Linked DNA regions of Homo sapiens: region 2 is linked to region 1. A link is a loop called in an ENCODE intact Hi-C map of the cell type or tissue named here. Cell type or tissue: heart right ventricle. All regions are shown on one strand. Each heading gives the region's core, and the rest is flanking DNA. Links, peaks and the distances in the headings are about the cores only. Region 1 overlaps GUCY1B1 (guanylate cyclase 1 soluble subunit beta 1). Region 2 overlaps GUCY1A1 (guanylate cyclase 1 soluble subunit alpha 1).

The links. Hi-C counts contacts between places; a loop is a spot of excess contacts. Peaks named below come from ENCODE experiments on the same cell type or tissue, not always from the same donor. Only the 100,000 strongest peaks of a DNase experiment are listed, where the experiment ranks them.
Region 2: a loop joins it to region 1, with 2.0 times the contacts of the local background. A loop is called at or near these places in 8 of 110 quality-filtered maps.

The regions. Positions count from the first base shown.
Region 1 is chr4:155,764,045-155,780,773 of GRCh38, reverse strand. It overlaps GUCY1B1 (guanylate cyclase 1 soluble subunit beta 1), which reads right to left. Exons shown (of 14, transcript NM_000857.5): 3 at 5,706-5,806; 4 at 3,132-3,250. Among named protein-coding and RNA genes, the nearest start is that of GUCY1B1, 13 kb to the right of the region's middle. In heart right ventricle, for the core only: no CTCF peak of the experiment used is centred there; a DNase peak (open chromatin) is centred at 6,565; H3K27ac peaks cover 1,029 bases.
Region 2 is chr4:155,682,449-155,699,177 of GRCh38, reverse strand. GUCY1A1 (guanylate cyclase 1 soluble subunit alpha 1) reads right to left here. Exons shown (of 10, transcript NM_001130682.3): 3 at 2,056-2,422. The coding sequence starts at 2,310. Among named protein-coding and RNA genes, the nearest start is that of GUCY1A1, 24 kb to the right of the region's middle. In heart right ventricle, for the core only: no CTCF peak of the experiment used is centred there; a DNase peak (open chromatin) is centred at 8,427; H3K27ac peaks cover 7,743 bases.

The sequences.
Region 1 (16,729 bases), core at 2,795-10,794:
ATTTCAATCTATGATTCATCCGTAAAAAAAATTACAGGATCTCACTCGAAATGGGTTATCCTGAGGCAAATAATTCAGCTTGATCTATTGGTGTGTTTGCTTCCTATTGTGTGTTTTCTGCTTTTGCACAAACAACAAATATTCACTTTTTTAAAAAAGATATTCATTTATTCTCAGATATACAGATTGCATCTGTGAAGGTACAAACATTAAGAGATTATACATGATCTCTGGCTTCCTGAAGTTTACATTCCAGTCCATCAAATGGGAATGATAATGCAGTATGAAAACTACTGTGGCTGGGGAAATAGAGTGTCCTATGAAAATAAGAGAGAGGTTAGTTACCGTGACTAGGATAGGGCAGAGCTTGGAGAGAGGAGTGGCGTCTTCCCAGAGAAGTAATTTTACCTGCAGAATTAATAGAATTTATCTATGGGGAAAGTGCTGGAAACATGCTCCAGGCAAAGAGAAGAGCAGTGGAAAAGCTGAGAGGATAGCGGGAACAAGATAAATACAAGGTTCTTAAAGAGGTTAAGTTTGGCTGGACTGGGGGAGAGGGAGAGGAAAGATGCAGAAAGGATGTAGGTTTCAATTGTTTTAAATATTTTGACAGTTTCCAGTGAGCAATAAAAAATTACTCCAGAGTTTAAGCAAGAAAACGATACGACGAGAGACATTTGCATTTCAGAAAAAGCACTAGAGTTATAGGATGGAGAAGAGATTGGAGGAGTCATGAAGAGAAGCAGGGAATCCATTCAACCTCTAGATAATGGTAGACTCTCCCAAAGAAGTGTGGGGGGAAATAGAGAAAAGTGGCAGAATTCCCAAAGCTCAGTATTTGGGAAATAGAATCTAAAGATGCTGTGACTGATTAAAACCAGGACTGAAACAGAAAGAAAGTCTTTAAATTTTTAGTGAAGAGTTGAAGTCACCATAAAGAATATTTTACTAATTTACGTAATAAAAATGTCAATATATGTGTGCTGGCATGTTAAAACAATGTATGAAAGTTAATGATTTTGTTTTATAGTCACACAGAAAAAGTCCATTTAATTTCTGTGTAATCAGCCTAATGATAACATAAATATCTACTTTTTAGAAAAGCAGTATTTTAACATATTCAATTTGCCCTTAAAATGTATAATTTCAAAACCAGGAGAAAATAAAAGAACTGAATCATAATGTAAAATATTGATGAAAACTACAGTATTCTAACTTTCTAGTTTCTTCATTTTTCACTCTCACGTTGAAAGAGAAATAAAATAAAATTGTGTATAATTTAAAGCTATGTTAACTACATTTTATATAACCAAATATATCCAAAATATTAACATTTTAACATGAAATCAATCAATATAAAATTGTGAATGAGCCATCTTTTATTCTTTTTGTACTGTCTTTGACATCTGGTGTATATTTTACACTTGCAGCACATTGCACTTTGTTGTGTGTATGTATGTATGTACACATGTATGTATGTATGTAGAGACAGGGTCTCACTCTGTCACCCAGGCTGGAGTGCAGTGATGTGATCACAGCTCACTCACTGCAGCCTCCATCTCCCAGGCTCAAGTGATCCTCCCATCTCAGCCTCCAAGTAGCTGGGACTACAGGTGTGAGCCACTCCCCAGTTTGCACATCTCATTTTAAATGCTGAGTAGCCTCATGCACTAGTGGCTGTCCTATTGGATAAAGCAGCTCTGGAATACAGAGAAACACACCTAAAAGGCCGCTTGCTCTCTTACTGTGCCATAACAAGCTTAGCAGATGGTCACAATGAGTAGAGGTTAAAAAAAAAAAAAAGGAATTAATAAAACCACTTGAATCTTTGTTTTGTTATGTAAACATGGGCATTGAGAGAGAGAGTTATAAGTCAGAACAACTGAAAGTTGAAACTTTGCTATAAGTTGATAGTGGCCAACAAAAGTACTAAAAAGTGAAATATGTATTCAAAAACCCAAAATCCCCCAAAACATTTAAGTATCAAATTTTAATCCATTTAAAATAATCCCATTAAATGCTGCCTGTTCAATTTTATTTAAATATCTCTTGGCAGCTACTTCATTTGGAAGTGGCAGCTTTTTTTGACACCAGTAGTTTAGTAAATCCATGGCAGGAGATTGCAAACCAGTTTCCAACTTGATTTAATGCTGTTTTAAGTTTATAAGAAAAATGTCACTATGTAAACAACAGACATTTTGATTAAACACTAAAGTTCTTATTTTGGCTGTTAAATCAATAATGCAGCTGGATTGAAAGTAGTTTACATTCCCTCAAAACTGGGCTTCGGTTCAGCTAGTATTGCACTGACATCATTTTCCAGCAAGATCTGGCTGCTGAAAGCAGCCAGTTTAGAAATATCCTTTGCAAACAACTATATAATTTTCAATGTTAACACATTTCAAGAAGAGGGTCTCACAAATGTCAATGCTTAAAATAGTATAGTCAATCCAGAAATAGTCTCTCATCTAATGTGTAATTTACTAGTACAATCTTTTAAGGTAATTTTAACAAGAATGTAAGACAAAGGCCTGTGATTGCATTATTTAACTTTTTCACCTGAAACTGACTTTGGACTGTTTCCTATTTTCCCTCGTACAGTAGATTAATTAATATTTAACTAATGATAATGGATCTTAAGTATGTTTTGGTGACAGAACACCTGAAAACCCTACTACTTTTTCCTAAACATTGAGCTCCAGGTAGAACTTCATAAATACTGATACATTGCTCGATTATATCTACAAACTAGGAATGTTTTGTAAATAGAAAATAAGGCCATATTAAATGTCTAACACATAAAACCACAATCACTAGGATATAGAGCCATTACCCCAAAAAAAGGGCAGTTGAACAGATCACAAAAGACCACCTGGAGTTCTTCAGGGAACATTAATTTACAACTTGCATATTCAGTATCAGCAACCAGAAGTTAAAGAAAAAATATAATGCTAAAATGTATTCGAGACGCTCCAATAACGATGATTTTATGTGAATTAGAAAAAGGTGACTACGATTCCATTTCAGAAGCAAGACACTCTTGTACAGCTGAGTGAACAAAAGTATTCTAGAGTCTATATTTGAGAGTTATAAACACAGAACTTTTAACTATAGGACCTCAAATTGCTTACCTGTAGAAATTCTCTGACATTAGAGCCCAGGACACGCAAGATTGTATCATAACCAGATTCTTGGCAAAAGACGAAAAACATCTTCCCAAACATTTGGAGGATTTCTCCAGCATTGAGATCTATTTTACAAATTCAAGAGGGGAAAAAAAGCATATAATAGGTGAAATATTGTTAATAGAAAAAATGAAGATAAGTGTTTATTAAGTAATGTAAAATGTCTTCAATTTTTGTGCATGGCAAGCATAGATCATATGAAAAAAATCCCGCCAGGACAATACAATGAAATCAGAGAAGACAACGTATAAACATGTTAATGGTGTACATTTGCATTTACAAGCAAAGCAACCAGTTTTTCAGCTTCTATTACAAATTATAAGTGGAGCATACCTAATCTGAAAATCTGAAATTCTAAATACTCAAGAACCTGAAACTTTTTGGTCACCAACGTGACACTACAAGTGGAAAATTCTACACCTGAACTCGTGTAATGGATTGCAGTCAAAATGTTGTTTCATGCAGAAAATCATTTAAAATATTGTGCAAAATTGCCTTCAGCCTATGTCTATAAGGTGTACATGAAACATAAGTGAATTTTATGTTTCGACTTGAATCCCATCCTCAAGATATCTTCTTATGGATATGCAAGTATTCCAAAATCCAAAAAAAATCTGAAAGCCTAAACACTTCTGGTCTCAAGAGTTTTAGACAAGAGATACTCACCCTGTACTTAATTTTGGCCATTTTAAAGCATATATTTGATATACTACTTCTTTTTTCCAAAAAACACAGATTTTTAAAATCATCAAGAATGCACATGACAATATTTTGATACAAAAGTCTTTATATAAATATGTATATTTAATAACTTGATTACATATAACATGTACCCTGGTGTCCTGCTTTTTTCTTAATAAACAATCATTAATATTTCCTAAAACTTAAATTTTCTGTATCACATTTTTTTTAGTTTTTTGAGACAGAGTCTCACTTTGTCGCCCAGGCTGTAGTGCACTGGTAGGATCTCGGCTCGCTGCAACCTCCACCTCCCGGGTTCAGGCCATTCTCCTGCCTCAGCCTCCTGAGTAGCTGGGACCACAGGAACCCACCACCACACCTGGATAATTTTTGTATTTTTAGTAGAGAGGGGGTTTCACCATGTTGGCCAGGATGGTCTCGAACTCTTGGCCTCAAGTGATCCACCCACCTCGGCCTCTCAAAGTGCTGTGTATCAGTTTTAATTGCTATCTTATTCAACATATGGATGCAATAATTTATTTAACCAATCCCTTCTTATTGAAAATGTAGGCTTTTTTTCAGTTTTTGATAATATATGGAACTCTGACATGAAAACACATACATAAATCTTAATGGAAAGAGATCTAATAATTTATTTAGGAAAAATTACTGAAGGTTTTAATATTTTTTTAAAAGGCTTTCATGAGGCAAAATTGTTCTCAAAAAAGTTGTCTTAACTACCATCACATTTAAAATGTATGTGATTTCCCATTAACTGTACTCCATCATTACACTAGATATTTCCATTTTTAAGACTGCCAAATTGATAATAAAAAAAGTTATTTCATGTTTGTTTCAATTTTGATTGCTGGAGGCTAGATATTTTTCTTGTTAATATTAAACATTTACCAATCTTTTAAAACAATTTTTATTCTACTATAGATAGTGTTTGCTTTCCTAGTTATATGTGGCAAAGCTAAAAGCTTCATTCTATTGTATCCAAACTATAGCCCAGTTAAAAATTAAGCACTGTGGGAATAATAGATACTACTTTGAGAACAACTTCTTCTCCATGAAATTTTTAAAACTTTGCCTTCTTCAGAAAGATATTTATCTGTGGTAGATCTCAGTTTCATGTTTCTTTTACCAATAGTTAATATAACTTGTGACTACAAAAGAGATTTGGAGAAACACATATTATACTTGAATAACTACCGTTTTCTTGACACCACAACTGATGTTGTTACATTAAGTATCAATAATTCTCTTTCCTTCCTGAATACATGGCTTTCTGTTGGGGGAGACAAAGGACTGGGCCTGGCGTGGAGGCTCACACCTGCAATCACAGCACTTTCGGAGGCTGAGCCAGGTAGATCACTTGAGCTCAGGAGTTCAAGACCAACCTGGACAACATGATGAAACCTCGTCTCTACCAAAGATACAAAAAATTAGCTGGGCGTGGTGGTGCGTGCCTGTAGTCCCAGTTACTTGGGAGGCTGAGATGGGAGGATCACTTGAGCCTGGCAGGCAGAGGATGCAGTGAGCCGGAGTTGGGCCACTACTGCAGTGCAGCCTGGGTGACAGAGCCAGACCCTGTCTCAAAAAACAACAAGAAGAGCACATTTACTCTTTTCTATTCTCTAAAGAATTTGCAAAAGGAAAAATAAGACTTGGCATAGCCTGAGCCTAACATGATATGTGGATGCCCACCACACAACTATGCAGGTTGTACAAATGCTCTGCACCACTTCTGTAACCCTGCGTTGTGATCTTGAACCATGCATTCTGTGAGCTTCTACGTGTAACTTGGCCAAAGAAGGAAAGTTGCATTCAACTTACTGAGGACTTTGCTTGCAGCAGCAACCAAATCATAAGTTTTGGAGTCATCATATATTATTCTGACAAGAAACTGTCCTTCTTCATCTAACTGTGCCTCTTTTCTGGAAAACAAAAACAAGAAAGACAGAAGAGAAAAGTTGAAGTTAAAAAAATAGCTACTATAAGTATAATAATTGTATAAACAATGGCTTTATCTCTGAAATAGAATTTGGTTTTTTTGGGCAAATTTGTTTAAACATCATCATGTACCTAAAATTCTAGTGAGAGAGCAGAAATGATGTCATATCCCCCTCCCTAAATTAAAATGATATATTTAAGTATATTTTAGCAAGATTAACAGTACATAGTACTCTACTGCTCAATACAATACCTGCCATTAAATATAATAAATTAAATAACTTTTGGGTTAATAGATGTTTAGCAAGTTTTGTTGAGTCCCTATTAGGTGCCAGACATTGTTCTGGGTACTAGGGGTACAATCTTTAGTAAAACAGACAAAAATCCCTGACTTCTTGCAATACATATATTCTGGGAAAACAGACACAACATAAAATTAATAAATAACATATAATGGTAAGTATTATACTTTGGAGAAAAATAAAGCAGAGTAGAGCAGTGGAGAGCTCAAGGACAGCAGCCAGGAAGGCCTCACTGAGAAGCTGGCATTTGAAGAAAGTCTGAAGGAGCTCCGAGAGTAAGCCACGAGCAATTTAGAGAGATTGTGTTCTGGGCAGAGGGAAGAGCAAGTGCAAAGGGCAAGGCAGGAGCATGCCTGGGGTGTCAGAGGACAGCAGAGGCCAATGTGGCTGGAACAGAGGAGGGGGAAAAGTAGCTATCAGGGAACGGGTAGGAGAGGTAACATGAGGCTACAGTGCTTGGCCTGGTTGGACGTTGGGATAACTGCCATTTACTTGAAAGAGGTGAAGGGCTTGAGCACTTGTGACATGAGTGGTGATATAAACTGCTCTAGGTTAAAGGGATTCACCTGGCTACTGCATTGAAAATAGACTAAAGGGGTACAAGACAGAGGAGGGAGACCAGTTAGGAGGCTGCTGCCAACATTCAGGTAAGAAGTGTTGGTGGGCTGGGCGCGGTGGCTCATGCCTGTAATCCCAGCACTTTGGGAGGCGGGGACTGACAGATCACGAGGTCAGGAGATCAAGACCATCCTGGCTAACACGGTGAAACCGTCTCTCTGCTAAAAATACAAAAAATTAGCCTGGCGTGGTGGCGGGTGCCTGTAGTCCCAGCTACTCGGGAGGCTGAGGCAGGAGAATGGCGTGAACCCGTGGAGCAGGTAAGAAATGCCTCAAACTCATATATATTCTAAAGGTAAATTCAGCATGATTTGCTATGGATTGGACACAGGGTGTGAAAAGAGAGGACTCAAGGAGGACACTGAGGTTTTTGGTCTAAGCAACTAAAAGGATGTTGTCACCAGTAGCTGAATTGGGAAAGACTTGTTGGAGGCGGACAAGGGGTCAAGGTCAAGAGCTATGTTTTCAACATATTAAGTTTGAGATGTTTTTAAACATATTAAGTTTGAGATGCCAAGTGGACTGATAAAATCTTCAAATATATCCTTAGCTTATTAAACACAGTAGCTCAAAACATACACAGTACTAGTGAAAGAAAATTATAATTGTTTTTAAAAGTTGTCATGATTATATAAATGTATTTATTTAGATAGGATTTGAATTACTTTTCTCAAACAAGCATTCAAAGGAGAGGTGAAATCCATTGTTTAAAACACTGCCACCTACTACGCATGTAACAAATTGCACATGTACCTCATAAATGTATGTAAATAAAAAAACCCACATGGCCAACTGTAGAAAAGAACTAAGTTCCAGATATCATTGCCAATGTTAACTTCACAAAAATACATGGAGCTTGGATGTCAACCTCTTACTCTCAATCCAATTCATCGGAATCCCTGTACATTGCCAAGAGAATACAAAGGAAAGTAGCCACTCTAATTAGGCGAACTTGCAACACAGCAGCTCAAATAACTCCTTAAATATTTTCAAGGCAGTCCTTAGTTGCTTTCTCTCCTTCAGAAGCTGTGCTATCACAGCTGCCACTCATGACTATATCTGTGTATGCTCAAGGGAAAAATTCCAAATGGTGGTATGTCTTACATCCATACCTTAGTATGCAGATAGTCTTAAAAACATCCTCTGTCCTTCAGAGCTTATAATTTATTTGCCTGCATTTATTCATAACTTTTTTTTTAAAAGCATGTTTTCTGTAAGCACAGAGATCTGCATTTCAGAGCCCAGGCTTTACCAGCTAAATGAACCGGAGCAAATCACATAAAGCACATAAGCATTAAAATCTCTCTTTTCTGGCTGGGCAGGTTGGCTCATGCCTGTTATCCCAGCACTTTGGGAAGCCCAGGTGGGAGGATCCGTTGAGCTCAGGAATTTGAGAACAGCCTGGGCGACATACCAAGACCTCTTCTCTCCTAGAAATAAAAAAAAAATTAGGCAGGTGTGGTGGCGCAAGTCTGTAGTCCCAGCTACTTGGGAGGCTGAGGTGGGAGAATATTGCTTGAGCCTCGGGAGTTGAGGCCTCAGTGAGGCGTGATCTTGCCACTGCATTTCAGCCTGGGCAACAGAGCCAGATCCTGACTCAGCTAACAAACAAGCGAACAAACAAACAAACAAAACCTCTCTTTTCTGAAGTGGAAGCAACAGATAATTCACCTTTCACAACAGTAAAGAGATAAAGTGTACAAAAGTATATTCTAAGCAGTTAAAGTACTATACATATTCCCAGTGAATATAGCACTCCCCATGTCTACTCAAACAATTATAGCACTGTACATAAAATATTAAATTCTTCTCCCTTTTTCCAAACATAAACAGCTGTTAAACAAAAGCAACACAACTCTTCGAAGACCTCAAGTCTTTTTAATACCAAAAGTCAGTGAGATATCAAAAAATTATGAAAACGTAATATACAAACATTGTCTTATCCTCTGATAAATGCTACTATATATTTTCTGCATTCTAATTTCTAATTGTAAAAATATATATAAAGTACAGGAAAGGAAAAACTAAAAAGAGAAAATAAGCCTCCACTATCCTGAGATAATCACTGCTATTATAATTTTCAAGTTGTTCATGCTTGAATATACTTATATATAGAACATACTGCTTTAAAACCCATTTGAGTGAATATTTGATGGATATCTTTTCATATCATAATTATACTTCTATACCATGGCTGCATAAAATTGCATTGTAGACATATTGAAGTCTTGGTAGGTAGTTAGATGTTTTTATTTTTTCCACAAGTATAAAAAATGTTATGAATATCTTTATAGCTTCTTACACTTCTATGTAAAAACAGAACAAATTCTTAGGAATGGGATAAATAGTTTGACGGATATGGATACCTTATGTTTTGTCATTTTGCTATTAACATTTTATTTTGAAACAACACTGATCTATAGATTAAAATTTTGGAGACTCTGACAGAATATTCTAATTAAAGATACAATAAGTAGAAATTTATTCATGTTTCACCATTCTGTTTCTTCCAATTGGAATAAATCAAATCACATAAATTTCTGTAATAAACTCTGTTTATTTGAAACACTCACCAATCTCTAGTAACCCATAAATAAACAAGGTACAAGCAGAATCCACAGTCCCTCTGCATAAAACAGGGGAACAGCCATTTCCTCAGAAACCCCCTAACCATGGGTCAATGCATTGGTCCTTTCCTTTCTCTCTCTTTATTAAAATAAGCTCCCTTATCATCAAAGCTTTACTTCCTGAAATGACCAGTGTCAATGCTCCCCAGTGGGGACTGAAATAGAAATTAAACAGTAGTACATGGAAGGAAATAATAATCTTCTTTTAAAAATTTCACTCTGAATTCCTTTGAATTATTCAAAGTACTTAGGACTCTATTTACATCTTTGGGAATGTGGGGCTACCCTTTTTCTTTTTCTTTTTTTCTTATGGAACAGTTTTACCACAAATATTTGGATGCCTATTATGTCCAAGCACTTTTCTAAGCACTTTTAATATATCAATGAACAAAAGAGGTAAAGATCCCTGTCCTCATAAAGCTTATATTTTAGCTGACAGATACAAGTAATAAGCAATAAACATGATATATAACAAAATGATATAATATGTTATGAAGCAATAGATACTACAGGAAGAGGTAGCTCTGGATAAAGACATGAGAGTGGAAATGCAAGAGGAAGGGGCTGGATGCAGTATACATATGAGGATAATATACATAGGTGTTCATGGTAGGCTTCATGGGGACAGTGACGCCGGAGCAAGGACTTGAGCAGGAAACCTCCATCCTTACCACCTTATACCTAACCTTTCTGGGGCCACTTCCTTTCCTTCTCTAGCCTATTCTTCATCTTCTTTCCTTTCAGGGGAAAAGCTAATTGGAAATACTGCAAAAGTTAATTGGAGGTATCGCAAACTCTTTAGTATGAAGCAGTTTAATACACTAAACTGAGATGGAGAATATACAATGAAGGAATAATAACTAAGAGAATTAATTTCAGATAATATGGCCTTTGAAGCTAGTAGAAATTTTGAATCAACCAAGCCTTCTCTGTTGTCTCTCAATTCTCAATACAACTTTTCTTCTAACTTTTAGGTAAATTTATATATAATCGGACTTCATGCTGTCAAATGTTTTAACCTCCAGAAAGCACAGAGATGTGATAATAACCATTTCCCAGCACTCTGCAAAATATAGCTGCCACTGTTCTTTGAGGAAAGTTTTAATGGCTTCCCTTCCCACACTGCAGGCTTCCTTCTCTCCTTAGCTTTAGGGCTGTTTTTTTATCTGCTACCTGAAGTCACAGAGGGCGACCAGTAAATTTAAGAAAAGTTAGGAAGTAAGCTAATATTCAGATTACATAAACAATTTACATAATTCAAGTAATATTATCTCATAATTCTGCATCTCCCACTTTGCTATCCCATAACTTTTAAGTTCTTTCCTCAAGAGCAAAGGCAAGAATAACACTTCTAGTAATTTAAAATTTATTTTTGTGACAAGTAGAATTTATATGGGCTTAAATTATCCAAATTCAGCCAAGTACATTCACCAAATTTTATAGACTCATTCATTCTTTCAGAATTATTTTTTGAGCTCCAATTTTGTTTAAATTGTTGCATTATGTATACATTGTTACATTATTATTATGTAATTATATAATTACATAATAGGGAAATTATGCAATTACCTTATTATTTAAATTGTACTTATTTTACATGTGAGAAAAACCACAGGTTTCCCTGAGAACCACAATTTAAGATTTTTCTGAAAATTTTGGACATACTGTCATTTTTTTCAATGCTTCTTAGATGACAAAAAATATCATATAAACTCTAAGTAAATTGGATTAAACTGTGTTCAAGAGTGCTCATCTATCAAATAATAACCAACAGCACTACAATCTTCATGCCTCCTAGTTTGTATTACAGTCTGTTGCTGCTTACTACTATTATTTTTATTTTTAAAAGTCCTACCAAATCCCAAGTGAACATAGTCTTTCACTATTTTCAAATACTATGACTTGCCATATTTACATACCCAATGACTCTGCTTGGCTTAAGCGTTAAATTTTTCTATTCAGTGAATTACTCAATGAAAGAGGTCAGCAGACAATAATAAATATTTAGAGAGGTTCAAGTTTAAAAGCACTTTCATTGGCTAACAAGTAAACCTAGATAAAGAGAAACTCCCTTGATTTCATCTATGTCATAAGTCAAAGTCTTTCCTCACACAGTATGGAAAATAAACAACTAAGCCAATCCCATGTGCAGTTTGGGCAGATTCAACTCTTGGTGTTTCATTTCCTCATCTGTAAAACAGGCTAACAGCAGCAGTTACCTCCGGTCATTGTGTTGGTTAGCAGAATTAACCTATGCAAAAATCTCAGGGTAGTACTTCTTGCACACTTAATGCCTGATACTTCCTCTAACTGGTAAGTTATAGTAGTTGGAGAAGATGAAGGAAGAAGGGAAAAAGGAGAAAGAGGAAATGGCAAGTGGAAGAAGAGAAGGGAAGAATGACAACAAAATCTTAGTCATTTTTAGTCAGAATCAAATAATTAAGGTGCACTTAGTATGCAGATTTGCTGATAGAATTTACAAACTAAAATAGCCAAGAAACAAACAAGCTCTGTTGCCCCTAAGGGCTTTAAAAATAAAGATCGAATTCTCACCTGGCAACAAAATCAGAAATAATCACATTCTTTGTATCTGTAGCCACAGTAACTGTTTAGAAGTTGAATACGTATAAGTGAAATAGTTTCCCAGTAGCAATCAACTTCCTACTTACTCTTATTTGTTGGAATTTAAGCAGATCCTTTATTTATACTAATTACCTTTTCACAAAGAGGTAGTTGGTATTTTTATAGTGGTGGTGTTTGGTAAGTTGGGATTTTTTTCTTTAATGTAATTACTGGTGCCTAACCCAGGTGCCTGGAATTGCACATGTGCTTAATAAAGGTGCACATGTGCTTAATAAAGGTATACATGTTTAAAAATTAGTGAATGAATTAATGAAATCAATTTCCCCACACATTTCCAAGCTCCCTACAAAAAAAAAAAAAAAAAACAAACAAGTAATCAAACATTACTAACAAAAGTCCATCATTTGCTTTCAAACTAAAGAATATTTTTTATTATTTATTTTTTAAAACTAGGTATACAATTTGTCCAAAATATCCAGGTAACATTTCTTATAACTTCACATACAAGGAGATATTCCTTAACTACAATATGTGAACACAGAAAAACTGAATTCATATTCTGACCCTGAGCTCCTGCTACTGTACATTTTTAGAGTAAGTTAAGAATATGACAAGACTGCTATATTTCAGTTAAAGAAGTTTTCCATGGAGTATTTTGAAATGGGAGAGCCTGAACACAGGCATGTTGAAAACATAATCTCAACACAAGGTCTGCTCTTGGGCAGAAAAGGTCAATCAGGATCAAACAATCAAACTGACCAATGACAGCTCCAAGATACTATTGATCCCATAAACAACATTATCAGAACACATGCTGTATTAAAAAACAGTACGTAGGTGTCGTTTTGATAATAAATCCTAGAATGGTCCATTGTAGTGAGCTGAATTGGTACCATAATGTTGCATTGTCCCCAACCATTATTAAAACTAAAATCTCCCACTATAAACTGTGGATAGTAACTATATATAACATCTAAAAAAGTAAAACTTTATATTGCTTTTTTCTAAGTGGCTGTGGAGCATGAATAGCCTCTAAGTTTTCAATGGCCTAATCTAATGATTCTCAGTAAGCCTGAACCCCAAAGGAGAGACTCTGGCTTGAGGGAGCTGCCAAGTGGAGAGACAGGCCCTTTAAATCCAGTAACGACTTCCTGCCTGAACCCCCTTTTAGTTAGTAAAGGTCAGTCCTTTCATGTCAATGTGTTCACTCACTCATCCAATCACTGTAAACAGTAACAATAAATACTCTCCTGAGTGACACCCATACCTTAGTTTTAGGGGAAACAACAACAGTCTTGATACATAATTGCATGTTTCTTCCTGACATGCAATTGTCAGGAAGAGACCCTTAATGGTAATTTCTCCAATTTTGAGTCACAAGAGACCCTTAATGGTAATTTCTCCAATTTTGAAAACATATCCACAAAACTTACAAATCTTCATTTGAGCTGCTGAGCCATTTTCAGCAGCTTTAACAGACAAATGAATTTACTTAGACACTTGTGTATATGCTTCATGTCAATTCGCCTTTAAAAATATTGTTGTCAAAAATCACCTGTACGCATGCTTGAACATTCCAAGAAAAAAGAAAAAGCAGCAGGCAGTACTAATACACATAAACATGGCACATGTCCTTGCTAAATTGGTTGTCTTTGGAAAGAAGAAGGTTATAGGTCTTTCTCTTTGGAGGAAAACACATAACATGATAATTACAACTTTATCTGTGTTCAAATCCCAGCTCTAATAATTAATAGCTGAGTGTTTGAGGCAGGCTTTCTTTTACGCCTCTATTCTCTCATTTGCAAAATGAGGATAATGAAGGAATCTATTTTCTGTGGTGGTGATGAGGATTAACTGAGATAATGAGTATAAAGCATCTAGGACTGTGACTGCAGAACCATATGGTATGTGTTTAATATACGTGACATATTACATTCGAAATAGCATGACATGGTGAGAGCTCAGCTGGATTTCAAATTTAATTTCAGTATTCTAAACACTGAGTTACAGTCTATGACACTGACTTTAAACAGCACCACACATCCCTGCCTTTTAGAAACTTGCTAAAGGATTCAATCATGTCCTGAATCCAATCTAGTAATTGTCTTTTGACATATGAAATTGTCATTCTAACAATAGAGTTCTTAGTCCTTCCAATACATCCACATGACATGAGAAAACATAAAAGAACTCTGACACTTCCAAAAGGAATTGCTATTATGTATTGCTATATTGCTCTATCTTCTGCCTTTGCTGATATAAGAAATGTTTATTTGGCACAGCAATGTCACTATTAACAATTACAATGAACAATTACAGTTAACAATACTATAATGAATACTTGAAATTTGTTAAGAGGGGAGGTCTTAAGTGTTCTCACTACAAAAAAAGAGGGTGCCTATGTGAGGTGATGAATATGGCAATTGGCTTGATTACAGTGATTATTTCACAATGTATATGTACATCAAAACATGAAGTTGTGCACCTTAAATATATATAACTTTTATTTGTCAATTATATCTCAATAAATCTTGGAGAAAAAGAAATGTCTATTTGAAAACAGCTTATATTTAAATAGTAGTTGAATATGTCACCATGCTGACATAAATTCTGGTTGCAGAGAAGAATCTTTGATAAAAATATGTGTGTGCTCTATTCTTTGGAAATGAAAAAGGTGAAAGATACTTCATTCACATATAAACATCCATATTTTTATTACAGAAAGAGAGCCTGATATTTTATTGAATACATAGAGAGAGGGAGAGAGAGAGCACTCTAGAAAGAGTTATGGAGGCTATTGTCATGGAGGATAGACATTAATCAGTAGTACAAATACTAAGTACAAACTCTTGCATTACAGCACTATGAAGGAAAGGGAAAAGTTTGGATGTGAGAGAAGGTTCCCTTAAGAAGTGACATTTGCTTTGACATCTCAAAGCTGAGAGGTGTTTACATTTACAGGAGGGTTGGGAGGGTGAAGAAAAGGAGACCATAGCAAGCACAGGTGTTAAACGGACACATTTAAGGCTCGGTATGGCTGAGAAACTAAAAACAGGCCCATGGGGCTGGAATGCTAAGGGTATGTAGGACAAGTTGAGTGAAAGGTTTCCATGTTTGGGTTATCTGAAGATTGACCACAAAGAATTTCAATAAATTTAACAATTTCATATTTCATGATTCAACAATGAAGGGGAAGTAGACCAGAATATGCAACAGAACCAAAGCCACAGTAACGAGGAGGTCCAATAAATACTTCAGAATGTCTACTTTTACCTGGAATAAAATCCACTTTAACTTCACTATCTTTTGATATAGTTTGACACAGAAAAAGATGCTTCATTTTGCTAGACATAAACAATAAAGACATTTTTTCTCCCACCATTTCCTCTTTAACGAACAAGGAGGCAAAGGAGAGAATGAAAAAGCTGCAAGTACTCACGTCTGCTGAGCTGTCACCCTCGGATCTAGCCAGTTAGATTTCTTTATAGCATTCATTTCCTTAAGTGTGTTTTCCTATTGATGTCTGCAGAGCATCAACCCATAACTATAGTTTTCCAACACATTAAAGAGAAACATTTGCTAGAGCCCCTTATTCTGGAGAAAGGCAAGAAAGTAGAAAGGACTTTGTTCTTGCAAATCATAACAATGCTTAGTAAATGTTTGCCAAAACTAGATCTGGGTACATTAAGAGTGAGAATACAGATTTTCTGATTTCTGATGCTCACCGTAATGTGCAAAGATCCTTCCGACACGCCAAATTAAGTGATGTACTCCTCTGATTTTTTTTTTAATTCTCAAAAATCACAGAATGCAAGGAAAATAAAGACTCCAAGACCCAGCTTGATTTCTGGGGGATACCTCAGATCATCAGAACCAAAATAAAACTCAAAAGAAACACCCACAAACTCCCTGAGATCATGTGATGACCCGCCTTATCACCTAGGTGCCTGCCATGCTGCTCACAGACATGGTCCAGGTTCTGGAAGAGCCCTATGCAAAGAGCTCAATAGCAGGTATGTGATGGAGTATACACTTGGGCATCCAGTTCCAGCTGCAAAAGATAACTTCAAACATTAGTAAGCTTAACAGCCAACACACAATACAATGCAACGCCTTCCTCTGTATTTCAGGCTAACTGGCAGATCTTTCTACAGAAAAGGATCCTGATCCTAACAATGATCTGGTTTACTTGTTTCCTTAGTCTGTATATTAATGTGTTTATTTGTACTGAGGAAGTTTCTGGGTAAGAAAATAAATGTGGTTTCATTTTTGTATGTATACTACATTAGTTCCTATTTCACAGTTATATCTTAAAAGAAGCATTAAACCTGGCAACAGAAGAACAAGGGCTGAAGTTCTGACTTTTCAGTTTCCTATATGTAATTCTCTGGGACAGTAAGTAATTACATATGGGAATTAACCTCTTGGAAAACCAACTTTGTTATTAAAAAAATTGAGCTGTAAAGTCCTTTCCTATTTCAAATGGATGTTGTAGCAGTCAACCAAAATTATAGAGAGAACAAAACTTTGGAAATTTGAAATTGCTTTATAATATAAAGTATCCTTACTACTTTAAAACATACATAGGCTCATTACTACTTAAGCAGATCTACAGAAAGGTATAGAAGTTTAAATCACACCTTCAAAAATATGAAAATCTGAATAAACACGGCAAAACATGGTGATGTGCTCTTTTGTTTGTTTTAATTTGCTTTGATACAATGGATATTAAGAGCATTTGTTGCATTTCAAAACAAAATGATGAAAAATGATGATG
Region 2 (16,729 bases), core at 3,674-11,673, 82 kb after region 1:
CAAAGAGGTGACTGCATACTCAAGTGTGCAGGCACCAATGCAAAGCTACAAGGGACACGAAAAATCAGGGAAATATGATACAACCAAATAAATAAATAAATAAATAAATCTACAGTAACCAGCCCTAAAGAAATGAAGAACAATGAATTACCTGACAAAAAATTCAATATAATGAAATTTAGTGGGTTATAAGAAAACACAGACAGACAACTAAATAAAATAAGAAAACTATGCATGAGCAAAATGTAAACATCAACAAAGAGATAACCACAAAAATAGAGCCAAGTAAAAATTCTGGAATGAAAGAATAACTGAACTGAAAAACTCAATGGAAAGCATTAACAGCAGACTTAAGCCAAAGAATCAGCAAATTCAAGAGAGGTCATTTGAAGTTATTCAGTCAGAAGGGCAAAAAGAAGAATGAATGAAAAAGAATGAAGGAAGCCTGTGGAACTTTTGGTGGCACCATCAAGTGAACCAGAATTTTTTTGTTGTTGTTGTTGAGACAGAGTCTCGCTCTGTCGCCCAGGCTGGAGGTGAACCATAATGTTTTTTAAAAAAGAGTCCAATATGTGTATGACTTCCATTGCAGAAATTCAAAATTTACCAAACAAAATGATAAAGCCAACATAGTAAGGACAGGATTCAGGGAAAACATAGAAGCAATCTCAGCTTCCTCATCATCACCTTTGGTTCATTTCTGTTCATTTCACTCTGTCCTTGAAATGAGAGCACCGATTGTTTCCCAGACTGTGCTACAAACCAACTCCCTGAGGAGGGCTCTATCCTTTATCCTAGCCAATGCTGGCTGTCTAGCAACTAGAGTGTGGTAAGAATAATTAAACATTTCCATTTCAAAGGTTATCTGCCAAAGTACTATTGTGTTAATATTATATCTGAAATAAACTCCCTCAACTTTCTGCTAAGTCTAATTTATCCATCTTTCAAACTTCAATTTCTTCTTTCTCAGTCATTCCAGCCTGGACTGTTTACAGCAGGAATTAATTGCTCTACCCTTTGAAAGCTGTGTAATTTTGGTCAAGTCACTGAACTTCCCTAGCACTTCCTGGGAGTGAAACAAGATTATCTGTTAAATTCCTTTCAGTTCTGAAAATCAGCCAGTCCATGTTTCTTTGGTGCTTTGCACACAGTAGAGGGTTGGTATTGAGTCAATTAAAAATTATCAATGTATTATGTTAGCTGGTGTCTGATTAAGTCAATGTCCAGCCAAATTCATAGGTTAAGCAAATCTATATAAAACTATGAAGACTGACAGAGGGAGGAAGACATCATGAAGACCTTCAACTGCTCTTCTATTTATTTAGGTCTGTGTCCTCTTCCCAGAAGTTTCCTTCAAGGTGGATTGACAGAAGGTGCTCTAGATCTCAACATGACACTATGCTATGCAGCTTGCAGGGCTATATGAAGAAGTGTGAGACCTAATAACACGCAGGTGTAGGCAATCACAGGCTCATGACTCCGACCCAAGGGAGAAAGTCAAGACTGGCTTGAGCAGAACTTCAGAATCAGAGCAAGTGGCCAAGGGAGATTTTCACAACTCTGAAAACTGGCAGGGGACGTATGATGCTCTTTAAAATTAGGAGAGAAAATTTGAGCAGAAAATAAGTTATTCTTTGAAGAATTTAATTTTAAGATAATAGCTAACAACTACTGATCACTTATGTTATGGCAAGAGCTATGGATGGTTTCACTTAAAACTCATTAAAACTGTAGAAGGTGGGTACTACTATTATTTCCATTTTAGGGATAAGGAAGCTGAGGTAAAGAGGCATTAAGCCTGTTGCCCAAAATCATAAAGTTTGTCAGACTGCAGTGTTCTTTTGAAAAGAATTCAAGATCATAAACATTTTAAGATAAAACACAACTTAAGAACACAATTGCTTTAAAAGAATATTTTTATGTGTTTCAAGAAAATATTCTACATTTATTGTAGCCTTGAAAGTGAGAAAGGAAGTGTTTAAATTTTCCTTGGAAAAACATTCTTCTACAATTTCAAAGTATTACAATTTCAAAATCTAAAGAGCACGCACTCACCTCTGGGAAAATCAGTTTGCAAATACTCTCTGCCAAAGTGTGAAGATAGACTCGGCTCCGACTGGTTTTTCTTTGAGGAAGACTTTCTTGTATGTTCTTCTCAGGAATGTCTTGACAGATGGGCACGGTTGCTTTGCAGCTCTCTGAGCTTCCTGCTGCCTCCTCTGAAGACTCGTTAGGAACTTGACCTGGTGCCAGTAAGGAGAAAGGACACTCTCCTGTGATCTTGAGATCCTTGAGCTTCGTGCAGAACATGGTGTTGGTGTCTCTTACCCTGCTGCGATCTCCTCCTGATGAGCTGTAGTTCTTATATGAGACTGACAAACAGAAGCCACTATCAATTCAAGGACACTGGTAACTGGGATGTCTATGGACAGCAAAAAGTCAGAACAGAAAGAGGAGTGACTTTATGCACGGATGAAAACAGAAAAAGACAGGTGAGCAAAAGCAATAGTCATGTCATTCTCAAGTTAAAAAAATTCTGCTGGAAATGCCAATTATAAAATGAGCAGGACATTTGGCAAAGATCTTTACTTAATATGTGTGAATTTCACAATATTAGCAAAATACTTCCTCTTACTATTTTAACTTTTAAAATAAAATATATTTTTCCAAAATGTTCTTAGCATCAACTACTGATTTCCATTTTTTACACTCATCTGGTCCAGTTTGATTTCACAAGAGTGGAACACCACGGTTTTATGACAAAAGCCACATCTAAGTTTATGTTTTATTCATGCTTGTACTACTACATTCTCATTATGCTCTCCTTTCTGAAAAGTCAGAACAGTAAAAACCAATGGCTTCCAAAAATACCTAAAGCAAAACAATATGTATAATGATCCCCAAGTATATGTTTTCAGATTTGAAACACCAACTTAGAAAAAAAAAGTTCAATGAAAAAAAGTTCAATGAAGATGATTATGGCAAAAGAAAAATTTTATCACTTTAAATGGTAAAGCAATTTAAAAATATTATCATCAAAATGAAAAAAACATCAGAACTCCTGATCCCCAAGAACATACCATGGGATTTGCAGGGGTCTCTGGAAACAAATCTAGACTGCGGTGAGTCAAAGACTACCCCACTTCCCACTGAAATCATAAGCATCGCCATTCCAGCATATTTCCCCCAGTACTTTTGTTTTTGTTGATGCTGTGGTTGTAAATTCTCCCACAATTCACAACCCATTTATCATTAGCTATTTGTTACTGGAACTGTCAAGTTGTGAATTCAGTTCATCAACAATACTAATTATCTTGATTAACTGGGTCTACCAGCTATTTCCTACTCTTGGGGAAGAAAAACAAAGAGTGGAAAAGAACCCATATTTGCTAATCCCCACATGTACTAAGTACTATGTGCCTGACACAGTGCTGGGAACTCTATGTTTACAATTAATCCTCACAGCAACCACATAACACAGGTATTATTATCCCCAATGGGTGAGAAGCTCAAAAGTTTAGGTAGTTTTCTCTCATTTCAAATGCTAGAGAATGACTGAACTAGGGTTCAAATGCAGATTCAGCTGACTCCAAAGCCAATGTGTTTTCTATAACTCCAAACTAATATTACTAAATTAGAGCAGTTTCTACACAATCGGGCTTTGTTAATCAACTTAGATTTTTATCTTCAAAATATGGTTTACAAATTTATATTAAAATTCAGTGAGGAACATAATTTCCTGTTCATTGGCTAGTGGTATCTGAAACATCCAAGATTCAGCCTTATATTTGAATCTTTAGAGTTGAAGTTCAATTAGGTTTTTTTTTTTTATTTTCTATGCTCCTCAATGCCCTTAATATGTTCCCATAAGCAACAGCCTGTAAATTGTCACATGTAAGTCATCTAATAAGTTTAGAACAATGAACAACTCATTTTCTGAACTGGGACAAACAAGGAAGCTAAATTCAGTATCTGATCCCCATGGGATGTCATGGGACATTAGGTATAGAGGAAGATTATGGATGCTGGCAGGCCAGAAGAAGCTGCCAAGGCTCTGTTACCTAAAGTTATAAACAAAATCTATGCTCATATATAATTTATGGAACTTCAAGAAGGGACAAAAGAAAATCCTATGCATTTATGAGTAGAAAATTTGTTCTGCCAGAACAGAATGGAAGCGGTCTACCTCAATAGACTACTGAAGTGGTCCAAAGGTAATATGGCTATAGGGGGAATGATTACTTAGGTTCTACAAAACCTAAATATCTAATAATTTTACCCACATTTGTTTTGGGACTTAATGTAATAAATATTTGTTTCTTAGTCTTTACTACATCTCAACATAATTCTATTATTGTTTAATAACTTCTCTTCTGATTTAAGCTTCAAATCAATGATCAGCTTTAAGCTTTAAAAGTGCTTTAACCTTTTCTGTAAAGGGCCTGAGAATAGATACTGTCAGCTTTGCAGGTTACATGGTCTTTATTGCAAGTATTCAACCCTACCATTGCAGTGTGAAGCCAGCCAGAGATGATATACAAATGAATGGGCACAGATGTGTTCCAATACAACCTTGTTTGTAAAAGCAGACTGTGAACATAGCCAGTAGTTTGCTGACCCCTGGTTGTAGAAAACCGAGTATATTAACTAAAGCATTTTAATTAAAATATAATTTTGACTATAGGAGCAAAGTTATTTCCTCATCTCCTCTAGTCACTCCTCTCCAAAAATAACAGCCTACGCAGGTCCAGTTTTGGTTGGGGTTGGGGAGCTTGGAGAGTTTTTTTCATTATTATTAGTAGAGAAAAGGTCTCACTATGTTACCCAGGCTGGTCTGTAACTCCTGGGCTCAAGCAATCCTCCTGCCCTGGCTTCACAAAGTGCTGGAATTACAGGCATGAGCCACTGTGCCTGGCTGGGATCCAGTTTTTGAACAACTTCAAAGTAATCAAAAAGAGTGTAATAGATAATACTAAATAACTATTTATACAAATAATAGTACCACTATTTTGTATTAATTTTCAGGGAAAAGAGCTTTATTAACTGAATGCCACTATTTCAGTTATATCAAAATCTAACTACAATAACTAGCAAAAAAGGGTACATAAAAACAAAAGGAAGACAATAAGAAATGGAAGATTATAGGTTAGGTCTGAGGATGGCATAGAATTATTACTAAAACGAATTATTCTGGTATATATTAGAATTTTAGTATTGGACTTAGAAGTTTGCCATAATATAGTTTATAATAGATCTTTCCATTAAACTTAACTCTCTCATTCACATTGGATTTCAACGCTGGTACCCAAGCCCAATATTTTAATTCTTATCTTCCTACTGAATCCAGCTGCAGTAGAATACAATTGACCAGTCAACCTTCCTTGAAATAATTTCTTTTCCTGTACTGCACGGTACTATAATTTCCAGGAAATAAGCCGAACAGTGTTTTTTATTAAAGCAAAAACAGCCAACAGGAAGTAAGTTGTGCTTACTTTAAGATAGTTAAGTGTTTAGTCTCATTAAATTACATATGTATAAACAAACTAATTAGCATTCTTCATCTGCTCAACTGATGAAATTACACTATGAAGCAGATGCACGCAGTGTTGATACCTTGGAAACCTGTTTGTCTTGCTTTTGCCTGCCAGGAATACAGAATACAGAATATTCCTGGCAGGCAAAAGATTGTTCCTCAAGTAAACTAGTGATGATTTTTATGGGTAACGTTAGCAGTAACTTCAGAAATGGTTTGGTCAGTGGGTGAATTCAGTACATAGTTGGTTGTAGAGATGGTAGTAACATGGTAAGGGAAAAACAAATAAATTAAAATAATAAATTTGGCGACAGGCCTTGGCAAGAAGTGGAATAATATGTTCTCAGAAACTTGAAGAGGTACTTCTCATTCCAAAAGTTGATAATTAAACAGCCTCCAAATAAACTTAATGCTCACTCTCTTTTTACTAGTGAGTGATTAACTTTGCCGTGGTGAGAATAATGACCCAGCTACTGGCCTAGTATTAATAACAGGGACAGATTATTGTGCAAGTAAGGCAACCCTCAATCATTTAAACTCTAGAATTTAAAATTTAATGAAGCATGAACTTTTTTTTTTTTTGTTGGAGACAGAGTCTCACTCTGTCATCCAGGCTGGAGTGCAGTGGCATGATCTTGGATCACTGAAACCTCCGCCTCCTGGGCTCAAGCAATTCTTCTGCCTCAGCCTCCCAAGTAGCTGGGATTACAGGTGGCAGCCACCATGCCCAGCTAATTTTTGTATTTTTAGTAGAGATGGGGTTTCGCCATGCTGGCCAGGCTGGTCTCGAACTCCTGACCTCAGGTGATCCACGTGCCTCAGTCTCCCAAAGCACTGGGATTACAGACGTGAGCCACCATGCCCATCCTAGAATTCAATTAGGCATGAACATCTTGTTTACTACATGTAACAAGATCATGTAGACATGTAACAATATCATGTAAGGAAAACACCCCTTACCACACTCTCTGGCACTGATACACTTTTCTCCAAAAGCAGGTCTTAAGGAGCAGATGAAAAGTTAGAAAAAGACACTTTTCAAAAGAAGGCATACATGTGACCAACAGTCATGTGAAAAGAAGCTCAACATCACTGCTCATTAGAGAAATGCAAATCAAAAACCACAATGAGATACCATCTAACACCAGTCAGAATGGCTATTATTACAAAGTCAAAAAATAACAGATGCTGAGAAGGTTGTGGAGAAAAAGGAATGCTTTTTAATTTACACTCTTCGTGGGAGTGTAAATTACTTCAGCCATTGTGGAAGAGAGTGTGGCAATTCCTCAAAGACCTAAAGACAGAAATACCATTTGACCCAGCAATCCTACTACTAGGTATACACCCAAAAGAATATAAATCATTCTATTATAAAGACACATGCACACGTATGTTTGTTGGAACACTATTCACAATAGTAAAACATGGAATCAACCTAATTGCCCATCAATGATAAACTGGATAAAGAAAATGTCGTACATATACACCATGGAATAATATGTAGTTATAAAAAAGAATGAGATCATGTCCTTTGCAGGAAGATGGATGGAGCTGGAGGCCATTATCCTGGGCAAACTAACCCAGGAACAGAAAACCAAACACCGCATGTTCTCACTTATAAGTGAGAGCTAAACAATGAGAACGCATGGACACATAGAGGGGAACAACACTCACTGGGGCCTTTTGGACTGTAAAGGGTGAAAGGAGGGAGGGGATCAAGAAAAATAACTAATGGGTACTAGGCTTAAAACCTGGCTGATGAAATAATCTGTGCAACAAACTCCCATGACACAAGTTTACTTATGTAACAAACTGCACTTGTACCCCTAAACTTAAAATAAAAGTTGAAATAAATAAATAATAAAAAAATCGAAAAAAGTTACAGGGAAGAGGCAAGCCTAAAAATTATGTATCCATCACAAAAGCAATTAGCTGTATCAAATGTCTACCATCATACCTGGTACCTGGACATGCCAATATCTGTGATTAAAAAGATATGAGCTTTTTAAGATTAAACTTGAAAGTCCAGATTTTTAAGAGTAGCCAAAAGGAGGAGAAAACTTAAAAGCAAATTGCCTTAGTAAGGATAAAGTTTGTATACTTCAGTACAAATTGTAACAACTATTTTCATAAATAAGGAAAAAGGCTTAATTTTCAGGTAGACTGAAAACTTAGAAAGTTTTCCTTACTCAAAAATTGAAAAATATTACATAAAATCCCATAAACCAGTCTTTTAAAATAGGTTTCTTTTCACTTTGTAGTAGGAAATGTTTATAGAACTTTCCCTGTGGTATATCAGGAAAGCAGGACAAAGTAGTAGAAAAATTGGTGAGCATGTCCAATTCTCTCTGCCACAAAGTTAAAAAGAGACAAACAAATCTCAGACTCCTTCATCCCATCATTCCTCTCTAGCACTACCATTCTCCCTTTATTGTTACTCTTTTTGAAAGGTTGGCTTTATGGGCTGTGTTCATTTCCTTACATCATATTTATTCTTAAGTTCAAAACCATCTGGCTTTTGCTTTAGTATGTTACTGATATCTCTTTATTAAATTTGATGATGCCTAAAAGTCAAAGCTCAAGACTCTTTTGGCTTTTAACATAAATTCTCCATTCATCTGCATTTTCTTTTTAATAATTTTGATTCCAATAGATTCTTTGGTATTACTGGATTGTCTTCTACATCATTCACGCATTCATGCACTTGTTCATTTTTCTTCCTATTCAACAAATATTTACGAAGGTCTTGCTCTGTGCCAGGCATTTTTCTAGACACAAGGTCAGAGTGATGTGTAAAGAACACCCCTTGCTCTCAAGAACTTACAATCCAGGAGGAAAACTATTTCTGATGTATCAGTTCCAAGGGTGGCCTCTGCTGCAAAAAGGGGAGGGATATAGTGCTCTGGGAATGTAAATCAGAGATCTGAACCTAGTCCTCTCAGAAACATCTGAGCTGCGTCAGGCCAAGAGAGTTCCAGAAAGAACAGCATGCTTGGGAGCCAATGTTCTAGGAACAGAAGTAATTCCAGTGTAGCAAAGGCATGAATGAGGTTAAGACAGAGCAAGATAATGGTGGTGAGAGACAAAATAGACAGAGGTCAGGATTTTGCAGAGTTCTACAAACCGCATTAAACAAGATAATACTCTATTCTAAGGGCAATCAACTAAATAACTAATAAGCAAGAGAGTAAGTGAATTAGACTGCATTTTTAGAAGATTATTTGGAATGTAGAATGAAAAATGGGTCAGAGTAGGACAGATGGTAGATCTGGGTTGGGCAAAAACAGGACCCTGGGGGGAAAAAATGAATCAATTGCAGAAGTAATTCTGAGAGAGAATCCGCAGGCCTGGGCTACTGACTGGGTGTGGGGACCAAAGCAGAGGGAAGACACATTCCTCTGACTTTACTTCTCAATATCCCAGCCAAGGAAAAACTCTAGGGACCATAGTGCACAATCAAAATAGTCCATAATACATTTCCCATGACTCTGGTTATTCAATCTTAACCAAGCCTAGAGCTTGGATTTCTAATATTATATAACACCTTGTGGGAGTTAGGTTACTCCAATTCTTCTGTTAAAATCTCATTTTGGGAAGCAATTTCTCCTTGTTCAAAAGCCCAGTAATTGTTCACTCCAATTTCTATTACTGAGTAGGGCATTCACCTTCCTAACGGACTGCATCTACATGTAAGTGTGAGCTGTCTCAAGCTATTTTTAAAGAGGAGGATGCTTACCTTAAATTTTTGTAACTCAAGAGCCCATACTGATGATTCTCCCAAAACAGAGAGGTCAACTCTAAAGACAACGGCAACCTCACTTTCAATAATCATATTGGAGTGCCCCTGCCCCCCGACTCGCCGGGTGGCAACCGCCTTGATAAAACTACAGTACTGGACACAAATTGTGTTTAATAAGCTGCATTAAATCTTTATTTAAAATAAGATGAGTGCAATCTACAATCTTTTAAAATTAGATTTAAGAGGCAATTCTGTGGCATCTTTGAAATAATAGCAAAATTCAGTACACTCAACTCTATAGTAGGGAGATTTTAAGTATTCAAATTCACATTTTGTTTCTCAGTTTTTATCAAAGTATTTACAGAATGTTTTATAACTAATTTAAGAGAAAAACCTTTGGGATTATAAATCCTAAAATATATTTTAAAAACTCTCCCGTGTGATGACTACAATTTGAATACATGCAGTTAAACATCTTCAAATTAAGTATCATCACTACTTATGATGCATCATGCTGATCATGAGGAAATCAGATAAACTTTTCAACCAATTTTCCCTAAAATATATAAAACAATTTCTTGCATCTTTTTCTATGATTCTCATCATAGTTACATTGCTAAAATAGTTCCTTGCAGAGGCTTAGTCACTTTAAAATATACTTACTGAAAATATAGTAATGATTATGAAATGAGTTAAGGAAGAAATGTAATTCCTTTTTACTCTGTAAAAAGCCATTTTGTTTTTATCTGTTTTCAAATAAGTACTGTACATTTCAGGAATGTCAATTGGCTCAGGCACATCTATCGCTAGGGAAATAATGTCAGGATAAAATGCAGGCATGCTAGATCCCCTTTGCTCCCCATTCTTCCTCTTAGCCCAGTCTGACCATATGCTCTGTCGTAGAAGTACTGTTGGACAATTTTCCTGTATTTTTCTCTTGTCTCCATAACTCAGCAGACTCAAGGCTGTCTTATAGTTCTTTCCTACCAACTACTTTCACTTTTTTCCCCTTAGGTCAAGGCCTACAATTGCTGAGGTGCAGTATTCATTAGAATTCAATGTATCTTTTAACTAAACTTTTATATTTTGGGGATTTTGTTTTGTTTTGTTTTTTTTCTTTTTTGCTTTTGTTAGTGCTCGTAAGCATTGAATGATTTCACTCAAACACATTTTTTCCCTAAGTCCTTTTATTTTTAGTGCACAGTTTTGAAGCATATGAGGTTTTCCAAGAACATCTATGCTGTGTTATATCAGAAATACTCCTACACTAATCAATGTTTGATTTAAATTTGCATATAAGGTGAAAAGCCAACCTACCAACCTGGAAGAAACACTCAACAAGATCACATTTTCTGAGACTCCACAGAGTACATTATAATTTAGGTAAAATAATCTGATGAAACTTTTAAAGTGACAACAAATCCTTGATTAAATAATTGGGCTAATTGATAGATTTCTTTTAGGTGACATAATGAACTTGATGATTACATGACATCATAATTTCTCCTCTTTTAAATTTTGGTCAGGCAGGAAGGCCTGGAAGTAAAGTAAAACCTCTACATCCTTGATGTAGAGACATACATAAACACACACACATACATACATACTTACATACACACACCCTTATTTTCCCTCTTCTGTAATGATGAGTTTTTTTTTTTTTTTGTTTGTTTGTTTGTTTGAGGAGTCTCGCTCTGTCGCCCAGGCTGGAGTGCAGTGGTGCGATCTCGGCTCACTGCAAGCTCCACCTCCCGGGTTCACGCCATTCTCCTGCCTCAGCCTCCCGAGCAGCTGGGACTACAGGCGCCCGCCACCACGCCAGGCTAATTTTTTTTTTTGTATTTTTAGTAGAGACGGGGTTTCACTGTGTCAGCCAGGATGGTCTCGATCTCCTGACCTCATGATCCGCCCACTTCGGCCTCCCAAAGTGCTGGGATTACAGATGTGAGCCACCGCACCCGGCCCTGTAATGGTGAGTTTTTAAGTGCCTGATGTCTCATGTCTCATGCAGATAATTAGCATGACAGAGACTTCATAATTTGGAGGGTTGGGTTCACATAAATGTAGGTGCCATGCCCAGTTGTTCCCTGAGGCAGTGGAGTTGGCGTAGCAGTTAAAAGCTTAGGCTACATGAACAGATGGCCTGTGTTTGCTCCCTGCGTCTACCATGTGCTAACTCTGCGACATTAGTGAAGTTCTTAACTGAACTTCACCTCAATTTTCTCCATCTGAAAAATAAGGATAATAATAGCAACTATCTCATAAATGTGTTGTGAGATTAAACAAAGCAATAAATAGAAAGCACTTAGAAAAGCACTGCTACCCAGTATGGGAGGAATACATGTTGACTATCACAAATGCTACTCGGTGGTAGTGTGACATTGGACAAGTTTCATAACTTCATGAATTCTGTTATTTCACACATAAAATGGTAAAGTCATGATGTAACAGATTCAAATTAAGAATTTGGAATAATATATATAAAGTGCCTGGTCTTGCCTAGCATCCATAGGTCCATAATTTTTTTAAAAAAAGATAAAAGTCCAGTCTTGGATCAAGTCTTCAGTCACTTGCCTTACGAAAGCTGTGATGCTTCTTCTACTAGAGCTCTAGGCAACTTTTTATAACAGGAAAAAAATGATCAGTGTCTCCTTGATAACTTCAGAGCAACCCTAAAATTTTTTTTTGGTACATACAACCAAATGTAAATGCTCATTGCATACTACAAGAAAATTGTGCTGACATAAGTTATTAAATAAATGATTGACAATTTTATTCTAGCTTCTCAGAAAGATTCCTTAATGTTTTATACTTATGAAACCATTTTTTTCATGCATCAAAGCTTGTTTAAGGGAACTCTAATAATATATCCAATGCTCATTATCCTACAAATATAGAAAGCAATCTTTACTTGATGAGCATTAGAGAATATACCAAGAAAGTTATATCTAAGTCAACAGTTCTTTTTATTGAACTAAAAAATTATAGAATTTGCAGCACAGCTTAGAGCAGAAAGATTCTATTTTGGTTTTATCTTATCTAATTCTATTATATAATAAGTTGCATGTCTAATTCCTTTAATGAAATATTAGAATATAAAAACTGGGTGACTATGTTGAATTTTAAACCTCATTTTCTACTCGTTAAGCCAAAACTATTTTATAAATCAAGCAAGCCTTATGCCATTGCACTACTCACTATTTTTTATTAATTCATATTATTCCCAATGTGGAAATTTGAAAACAAAACAAAATCTCATAACAACCAAACTTAAATAGAAATCCTGTGGTATCTGATTTTATTTTCCCAGAATGCCATATTGGGAAATGATTAGTATTTGTTATACAAGGAATCCTGTCTCTAATTATTGCTTTTATAAGCTAACTGTTCTTCTAAATATGGATTCAGTGATAATTCTTTTTTTTGAGACGGAGTCTCGCTCTGTAGCCCAGGCTGGAGTGCAGTGGCACACTCCTGGCTCACTGCAACCTCTGCCTCCCGGGTTCAAGTCATTCTCCTGCTTCAGCCTCCTGAGTAGCTGGGACAACAGGCGCACGCCACCACGCCCGGCTAATTTTTTTTTTTGTATTTTAGTAGAGACTAGGTTTCACCGTGTTGCCCAGGCTGGTCACGAACTCCTGAACTCAGGCAATCCACCCACCTTGGCCTCCCAAAGTGTTGGGATTACAGGTATGAGCCATCACGCCTGGCCAATAATTCTTTTATCTACTTACTTTCTCAATGTTAGTTTGGTGGAAAGGTTTAGGTTGTGAGCAGGTAGAGGTGAGACACTAATTGGCATGTTCACTTTAAGATATTTGTGCAAACAAGATAGGTCACCCAGAGTCCAGTTAAAGTAAGAGACACAGGGATTCCTGACAAAAGTGAAGTGACTCTGGGATTGACCTGTGGAACACTTGAATTACCTTTCTGAGCAATGAGGAGATACCAAGGTCAATTCATCCTTGATGGGAAGGAAGGAGTGACCTTGTGAGTACAGAACTCACCGAATGGTAGGGGAAAGACAAACTGGCTGGACTCTAACTTGTCATATTTGGAAAGAAGATTCTGGAATAAGAGACACTAGTGACTCTCACAGTTCTTCTAATCCAGCCTTTGGAAATTTTTCCAAGCTCTTTGAGAGAAAGGACAAGAAACTTATACAGCTATGAAAAATTAAGACATCTATGCAATGCTGGAGATAGAATCTTACCAAACCTAATCAAGAACACATTAATGGAGAAGTATAGGCCTGGCTACAGAAAGAACAGCAAAGAGAAAAAAAAAAAAAAAAAAAAAAAACACAAGGAGAACAAGAACAGATGCATCAATGGAGGCGGTTCAGGCGGTGGAGGAGCTGCGGAAGCTGGAGCAGGGCTGAGAGGGTCAGACAAAGCTAAGCTGTCATGCAGGAGAACACCAGGAGCTCAGTGATACATGAGCATTATATGAGACCTAAATTTCTATGTCCATAAATAAACTTTTATTGGAGCACAACCACACCCACTCATTTATGCACTGTCTATGGCTACTGTGTTCAAACTGTGCAGTTGAGTAACTGCTATGGAGGTCACATGACTGGCAAAGCCTTAAGTAGCTACTATCTTGTCCTTGATGGGGTCTGTTGACTGACTCCTGCTTTAAAGAGCTGTTGGGGACATCACATACATTATCTTATTTAATCTTCACAACAATCTTATGGGAAGGGTGTGTGAGTGTGTGTTTGTGTATTTTAGTATTTTTTACACAAGAAGAATCTGAAACATCGATCATGTAACTTGTCCTTGGCCATAGCTGGTGAGTGGCAGAAACAGGAAATGAACCCAACCCTATCTAACTACAGAGCTCCTGCTGTGGAGCTGCCTTGAGAAACCAGGAGCTTTTGACATATCATGGTGATTATTATTCAAGTTCCCCTACTAAAAAATGTAATCTGGGAAAACAAAGACTAAATTGTATCTGTTAAATTAGTGTACAGAATAAAATGAAAGATCAGGTTGTTGGGCATGTCAATTAAGGTAATGAAGTTTAGATATTCCCAAAATGAAGGCATGAGAGATGCTTCCAGGGTCCCAGTGAACTCTAAGGAGACTCCCTTTGAAAACTTCACTTTGAGCCTCTCTAGTTTTAGGCATCAGAGAAGAATTGAAAGGCAGCTAAAAAGGCTGTTGGTGTCTCTGCCACATTTAAAGGATCTTTACAACAAAGCCAAGGGATAAACTTTGGCAAAGTACGTTTCTCAGAGAAATTTTCTTTTATGACCCCAGAGAAAAGGCTCATAAAAGTGAAGTGTGAGATTCGAGGCCTGGAGACTCAGCAGATGTTTCTTTGGAGGTGGCCCAGGGGACCAGGCTACTAAGGTATTAGTAATTGATGGGTAGTCAGGTACCTTTTCTAGTTTTCTGACCAGCAGTAAAGCTCTTTCTGATTCTTAAGACAGGAAATGAACTTTTGTCATAACACTGGGACACAGATCCTTGATGCTTATGCTGGAATCAGGTTAGCAAAAGACGTGGCAAATTCCAACACAAACTCAATTCTGCCAAGTTTTTACATAATGATTAGTTTAGAAGAATCATTACCAGAAATGAATTTGGACTTCTGAACATATACTTTGCAGGTATATATTTGGATGCTTGCAAAGTCCATATTGAGAAAGGCTGAGTCTTTTCCCATTAAATCCAAACCCACAACTATATTCTTTTAATGCCTCTGCCATCTAATTGATTCAAAATAGAGAAAATTTAAAGAAATACCAAACAATTTTTCCTATTCATTTCAGTACCTCTTACATAAAAGTCAATATAAAGACAGAGTCATTTGCATAATAGGAGTTTAGAACTGGAAGAGGAGTTAGAGATTATTTATTGCAGTCCCTTCCATTTGCAGATGACAGAGTGCAGACTTCAGTGATGTGGCTCAAACCCCAAAGCTCAGGAGGTGTATAGGTGTATTGAGTTCACCCAATATACCCTGATGACCTCCTCTACTGAAAATGCTGAGAAGCCCTCCTTTCTTTGTGGACCACCAGCCACTGCAGGGAATACTTTGAGAAAACTTGAAAACTTAGTTATCTGAATTCAAATTTCACACTTCATCATCTTTTGAGGGTTAACATAACTACTTCATCTCAGACCAATCAGAAGATTACCTTTCGTCTATATATCATGCTAATATTAACATACATTATAAAATTGCTTTCACTGTCTACAGTTCCTAAAATGTTGCCCCAGACTCTTTTTCATAATTTTCTCATCTTCTTTTGCACTTTCTTGAGAAACTATCTTTTAGTCCCTTTTCAAATCTCTAAACACATTTTCTAAATAACTTTCCTCATTATCTTGTCTTTGTCACTTAATCAAGTTTGCTATTTTCCAGCCTTAATCAAACCAGCCAATGCAGGTCACAGTTTATCCAACTTTGGGACTGCCAATAATTATTTTCTGCTGAAATTGAAAGAACTACTGGCTCTGAGTCATCTGGTATAAACACGGAAGTGACATAGATAGGCTAACTAAATTGTTATTATTAAATTTATTCAATTTTTTTCCATTTATTTTCCCTGGATTCTTTGTATGTGAAGACACAAACACACCTCTGTAAATGACACACAATTTGACAAGCCATTTTTTTTGTTTTCCTATATATTCTCTTTTTCTATTTTACTTATTATTAGTGTTGTTTTTCAACTTTTTTCAGAAAAAGTGAAATCTCACTATACATAGAGTTTATGCATTTCCAAGGTCTGTGCTTGATAAAGAAATCAACAATGCTCATGTAATTTCCTATCCTCCTTTTGCACTTTGCTGTGAAATCAGCTAAATGAAAAACCATCCATGTTTCTATACTTGACTGCCTTATCAGAAACACTCAGCACAGAATCATCCATCATTTGGCCACTCAATTAATATTAACTAATCTCAATAAAATATATTAATATTAGGCTATTAGCTATAATCAATATAGGGGGCAAAACATGAACCAGAAAAAACATAAAATACAAATAAAAGAAAGCTAAATCAGAGTTTCTAAAATGTCTTGCTTATTGGAAATACATTTTAAAATGAGTTGTCAGTAGATCCATTTATAATTCAATCAAAATTTACTGTTTCATAAAAGGACAAAAAATATTCCTTTCTTTAATTTTCTTCAAAGCCTGATATGAGTGGGGTATATACACACACACACACACACACACACACACACTGAATTTTCTTTTCTTTTTTTTTCTTTTGAGATGGAGTCTCACTCTATTGCCCAGGCTGGAGTGCAGTGGCATGATCTCGGCTCACTGCAACCTCCACCTCCCGGTTTCAAGCGATTCTCCGGCCTCAGCCTCCTGTGTAGTTGGGATTACAGGCACACACCACCACGCCCAGCTAATGCTTTTGTATTTTTAGTAGAGACAGGGTTTCACCATGTTGGTCAGGCTCGAACTCCTAACCTCGTGATCCGCC